Linked DNA regions of Homo sapiens: region 1 is linked to region 2. A link is an interaction called in ENCODE POLR2A ChIA-PET data of the cell type or tissue named here. Cell type or tissue: endothelial cell of umbilical vein. All regions are shown on one strand. Each heading gives the region's core, and the rest is flanking DNA. Links, peaks and the distances in the headings are about the cores only.

What was found. ChIA-PET counts read pairs that join two places held together with the same protein. Peaks named below come from ENCODE experiments on the same cell type or tissue, not always from the same donor. Only the 100,000 strongest peaks of a DNase experiment are listed, where the experiment ranks them.
Region 1: POLR2A ChIA-PET joins it to region 2 with 5 read pairs; 14 of 35 experiments call an interaction of 5 or more read pairs at or near these places.

The regions. Positions count from the first base shown.
Region 1 is chr2:200,760,209-200,763,128 of GRCh38, reverse strand. It overlaps the pseudogene AOX3P-AOX2P and the pseudogene AOX2P. Among named protein-coding and RNA genes, the nearest start is that of LINC01792, 26 kb to the right of the region's middle. In endothelial cell of umbilical vein, for the core only: no CTCF peak of the experiment used is centred there; a DNase peak (open chromatin) is centred at 1,618; H3K27ac peaks cover 835 bases.
Region 2 is chr2:200,819,399-200,822,318 of GRCh38, reverse strand. BZW1 (basic leucine zipper and W2 domains 1) reads right to left here. Exons shown (of 12, transcript NM_001207067.2): 10 at 2,199-2,337; 11 at 1,014-1,136; 12 at 1-172. The coding sequence ends at 141. Among named protein-coding and RNA genes, the nearest start is that of BZW1-AS1, 8.7 kb to the right of the region's middle. In endothelial cell of umbilical vein, for the core only: no CTCF peak of the experiment used is centred there; no DNase peak of the experiment used is centred there.

The DNA.
Region 1 (2,920 bases), core at 231-2,730, 59 kb after region 2:
TGTTCTTCTGGCAGTATTTCTTAAAAGTTTTCAAGTGCACCAGTAATTCCACTTCTGTAAATTTATCCTAAAGATAAATAAGGCAAACATATACCTGGGTACATATGTACCAAGATGTTTATTGTAACATCATTTTAATGGCCAAAAATGGTAACAGCCAGAATGTATATTAATAGTGGAGTGGTTAAATAAGTTATGGTACGTGCACATTACATAGTACTATTCAGTCATGAAAAAGAATGAAGCAGACCATTCTACTGACATAGAAAGATGGCCATGGCATACTGTCCTGTAGGAGAAGGAAGGGGCAGAGTAATATGTATGCTATGGTCCCATTCTGGTAAATAACCATACGTGTGCACATATATGTTATATGTCAATGTTTAGGTATGTGTGTATGAATACAAATGGGTGGCCAAAGATAGAAAAAGGGGTAGAACAATAAACATGGAATTGTTAACAATGATTACCCTTGACCAAGAGGGATGGGGGTGGAAAAAGGGGCATTCCCTTTTTTTGATTACTTCGGTGTGGTTTGAATTTTAAGTAGAGTAATTATTTTGGTACAAATGAAAAAAAAGAGATGTTTGCGTAAGTAAGGAAGGAGGAAGATAGGGTGAGGTGAGTTTTTTTAGGTAGCTTTTAATTCACTTTGAATTCTGAGCCAGGGCTAATTCATGTGGTTCTTCTAGTGTGTTTCCTTGGGTCAAAGAAGCTGGGTTTCCCAGTCTGGTTCATCAGCAACTTTGGTTATGGCCTTTGTTGCAACCTTACCTTTTCTGGTGGAAGGCCACATTTGGCTGCCACAGCTGTGATGCAAGATTCTGTTACTAGGGCTCCTTGTGGGAAGCCAAATCCACGAAAGGCCGTATTGGATGGTAAATTTGTCATGCATGCACGGCCCTGGAACCTGAACAGGTTGCGAATTTTATATGCATTTTCCAGCTTTAGTATTAGAAATTCTGTTACCTAAAAAGGGATATTCACATTTATCATCACTTTTTTTTTCTTTTCTCTGAAAGTCAAGTACAGAGTCAAACGGCTTGTAGAATTTAACTACATTAGGAAATAAACTTCATAAAGAGTCATCTAGAAATTTGGCATTCTACTCATGGTCAAGCACGTTGCTGCTTTCTGGTGTACGTACCAGCTCAGAGTCATCCAGCGTGCATCCTCCGTTAATGTAGCACTCAATGTCTAGAGCTTTGATCCGCCCGTTGTTCATGAATCCTACCTGTCACCAAATGATAGTTATTTACTGAGATGTTCAAAATTTGCATGCCAATTGTGAGACATAGCCCAGTTCCCCCACAGGGCAGGACAGAGGCCAGACTCAGCTCCCTGTTTGCTTTATGGTGTACCATGCCTTGCTTGACTGATGGAGACTTCTTCTGAGCTGAATTTTGCTGAGCTCTTTCCTTCCAACATGTGATTTTCTGGCTTCACAGTCAGCATGGGATTCTAAAGACTTTGCTTGTCTCCTGGACTATAATTGCCACCCTCTTCATCCTTATTCTTGGAAGATTCCCCTTCATTTTTTTACTGACTTTCTTTCTAATTTAGTGTGTGGTTTCCTCCCTGGTGAAAAAGTCTCTGGAATTCCAGAATGTGTTGGAATGAATCACAGTGTATCCTGTTATGGGAAAGCCTCTGAAGCTGAGGTCCCTGAATGGATGCATGGGGACTGCTCTCATTTCACTAGGTGGTGAAGATGTTTGTATATGCTTACCTGACCTAACAAACCTGAGCTCGTGCTGTTGTTACTGTTTGGGAAGAGCTTAAGGCAGCTTGCATTCTTTCAGTGTTGCCACTCCCCTCCACCCATCCAGACCATTTTGTCTATACAGTCCACATTAAAAAGAAAAGAAAAATCCCCACTCCCTACTGTAGTTCTACCAAACGAGGATTGATCCAGGTCCCTTTGCCTTTCTGAAAGCAGGGATAAATACAACTGAAGGATCCACACGACTATATATATAACTATAGGGTTAACATTAGACTTTGACTGAAGTTTACCTTTGACTTTCATGAAGAAAGGACTGCTAAGCAAAATAGTACTATAAATAAGGTAGCAGAATCCTTAAACTATTTCATATAAACTTTTCAAAAATTTGGAAGAAACTATTTAAACATAAACACATGTTATCCTAATTTACAAATAGTTCTGAATAACCAAGCAAAACTTTGTTAGCTGTGTCTGAAGGATTATATATGTGTGTGTGTATATATATATATATGTGTGTATATATATATATATATGTATATATGAAGTGAAATTGTTTATATATATTATATTGGAATTGAAATTGTTTCTTAAAAAATAAAATAAAACTTGGACTTTTTTTTTGAGACAGAGTCTTGCTCTCTCGCCCAGGCTATAGTGCAGTGGTACAATCTTGGCTCACTGCAACCTCTGCCTCTTGGGTTCAAGCCATTCTCCTTCCTCAGCCTCCCAAGTATCTGAGACTACAGGTGCATGCCACCACGCCCAGTTATTTTTTTGTATTTTTAATAGAGATGGGGTTTCACTATGTTGGCCAGGCTGGTCTCGAACTCCTGACCTTAGGGGATCCACCCGCCTCAGCTTCCGAAAGTGCTGGGATTACAGGTGTGAGCCACCACACCCAGCCAAAATATAAAATAAAACTTGGATTTTTCAAAAAATCTATTTCCCTCTTTTATACTTTATATTACTATAATTACCAAAATATTAACAGTCTAGAATCTTCTTAACAAGTATTAGTACTAAAAGAATCTCATAACTTTGATAAGAGCACAGCCATCACCACAACAGCAACTGCTCCAATCTTAGCAGTGTGTCTCTACATTGCTCTCGGTCCTAGAAGACAATAATAGCTGTGACTATTAATATCTGTGCATTTGAAAGCAAATAAACAGTTGAATCGGCCAACTATTAGAG
Region 2 (2,920 bases), core at 304-2,803:
AGTTAAAATAAAATTTGCCATGAAAGCCCTTATATCATGCTTGATACAGGGAGGTAGGAAGATGTAAGAACCAGGACACATGAGACATGACATTTTATCTACAACTCCTGTTTGCTTTACTGAGGGTGTAGTTTCAAAATTCAGTCACCTTCTTCAGCTTCAGATTCAGATTCTAGAAAAGGGGAAAAAAACAGTCAAACATTATGTATCAGAAGGCAAAAGTTCCCATTTATAACTTTGAAGCTTCTTTAAGACAGAGTCTCCCTCTGTCCCACAGGCCGGAATGCAGCAGCACCCTCTTGGCTCACTGCAACCTCTGCCTCCCGGGTTCAAGTGATCCTCCCACTTCAGTTTCCCAAGTAGCTGGAACTACAGGCGCCCACCACCAAAACTGGCTAATTTTTTATTTTTAGTAGAGACTGGGTTTCCCATGTTGTCCAGGCTGGCCTCATACTCCTGGCCTCAAATGACCTGATCGCCTCAGCCTCCCAAAGTGCTAGGATTACAGGCGTGAGCCACCACACCCAGCCTCCATGTAACTTTGAAGCTGTTAACGAATTTTATTAATAACCTATTTACATGAGGCAGATATTCAAAAGCATTCACTTGGAAATCCCAACATTTGGCTGGGTGCAATCACATCTGCAATCCCTGTACTTTGTGAGGCTGAGGCAGGAAGGTTGTTTGAGCCCAGGAGTTCAAGACCAGCATCGGCAACATAGTGAGACTCTGTCTCTATATTTTTAATTAAAAAAAAAAAGAAAAGAAATCCACAAATTTATAAACATTAAATATTCTCAAAATTTTCCATTTCATGAAGAACATTTACTATTATGGCTGAGCCATAAATATACTATAATAATTAAACTCTAGCTTTCGCCACCTGCCTTATAACAAAAATCTCTACTCCAGGTACAAAATGGCATCAGAAAGAAGGAAGCATGTGTGAAGATATATTATGGCCACATTAAAATTAGCTTTACCAAACAAACCACACAAAGGAAAATCCTTACCTTCTTCAGCATTTTTGAGCCATTCTACAAACTTTTTCATTTGCTCAAGGAAAACACTCTTCCCCTTTGCAACATGTGCATCTTTATACCACTTCAAAATGGGCTCCTCGCTCAGGACTTCAGCTGGAAAGAAAACTCATTGCATTAAGGGAGTTTTAATATACTCTACTCAGCGTTAGAACCACCACCTAATGTGCAAATGCCTGCTTAGCAAACAAACTGCTGAAAAGCTAAAAACATCCATGAGAAATGGAAGATAATAATACATGTGCGCATACCAACTACACTCAACGGGATCAAGACTGGTCTGATTAGTGCAGAATTTCAAAGTGTTATGACCAACTGCAATGGATTTTCTCCCAACAGAGGTCTTGTCTTTACTAGCCACTTTAGACCAGGTTTCTAAAATTGGGATCAGGAGAAAAGGGAACAATATAACTGAAATTGGGGTTGCTATAGAAGCACTCTGAACTGGTCTTGAAGGACTACGGAAAGTCAACACTGGGTGGGGGAGTAAGATGAACAGAAGCAGGATTCACACAGGCTGAAGACTCCAGAGCTATGACTACATAGCTAAGACTACAGACTGTCTGGAAAAGGGACTTGGGGATTTTTTTTTTTTGAAACAGGGTCTCACTTGTTGCCTAGGCTGCTGGAGTGCAGTGGCACAATCATGGTTCACTGCAGCCTTGACCTCCTAGGCTCAAGTGATCCTCCTACCTCAGCCTTCTGAGTTGCTGGGACTACAGGCTTGCGCCACCATTCCCTGCCTAATTTTTTATTTTTTTTGTAGAGATGAGGTCTCCTTATGCAGTCCAGGCCGGTCTTGAACTCTTGGGCTCAAGCGATCCTCCAGCCTCAGGCTCCCAAAGTGTTGGGGTCACAAGTATGAGCCACCACACCTAGCTGAACTTTGGGAATGTATACCTGGTTAAGAGTATAGGAGGCAAGTTTGAGGACGCATAATGATGGCTTTAGATTTCATACTTCAACTTGTGAATAGGGTTTAGATGTTTTAAACAAGTATCAGTGCACTAAAAAGCACCCAATTTAATCAGAGGTGACTCATAACTAGAAGTAAAATATTTCAGGGAGCTGATGTCCAGATAACTCATCATTTGGATAATTTTGTGTTTATAAGGGTTTTTATTAAGTGTTATTTACAAAATTCAAAATCTAAATTACCTTTATAAAAAAGCACCACTATTTTCTGGAAGGCTTTCATGAAATGAATGTTGTCATAGCAATACTCCTGAATCTTCAGTAACAGAGTCAGCTCAGACTGACCTTGAGTAGTAAAGGCAGCAAGTAGAGGGCTGTATTGCTTTTAAAGGAACAGAGAAAAGATTTAGTCATTCATTACAAATAACCATCCATTACAAAACTCCTACAATACAGACAATATAGAACTTAACTCATCTTTTATAATCACTGCAAACTATAACTTATTTACCAGAAATTTAAAAAATAGGCTGGGCACAGTGGCTCACGTCTGTAATCCCAGCACTTTGGGAGGCCGAGGCGGGTGGATCACTTGAGGTCAGGAGTTCGAGACCAGCCTGGCCAATATGGTAAAAGCTCGTCTCTACTAAAAATACAAAAATTAGCCAGGCACTACTTGGGAGGCCGAGGAGGCAGAACTGCTTGAACCCAGGAGATGGAGGCTGCAGTGAGCTGAGATCACATCACTGCACTCCAGCCTGGGTGACAGAGTGAGACTGTCTCAAGAGAAAAAAAAAAAAGCAGAAAATCTAAGTAGCTAAGTAAAATAAACAATACTATACCAAGTAGTCCAAGTAAATGTCAAACAATATTAGTATTTTAGAGGGGGGGAAAAATTCCTATTTTCCAATACCCCCTTCAAAAGCAAACATCTAATTACAAGCTGAAGTTCCTTTTCATCATGT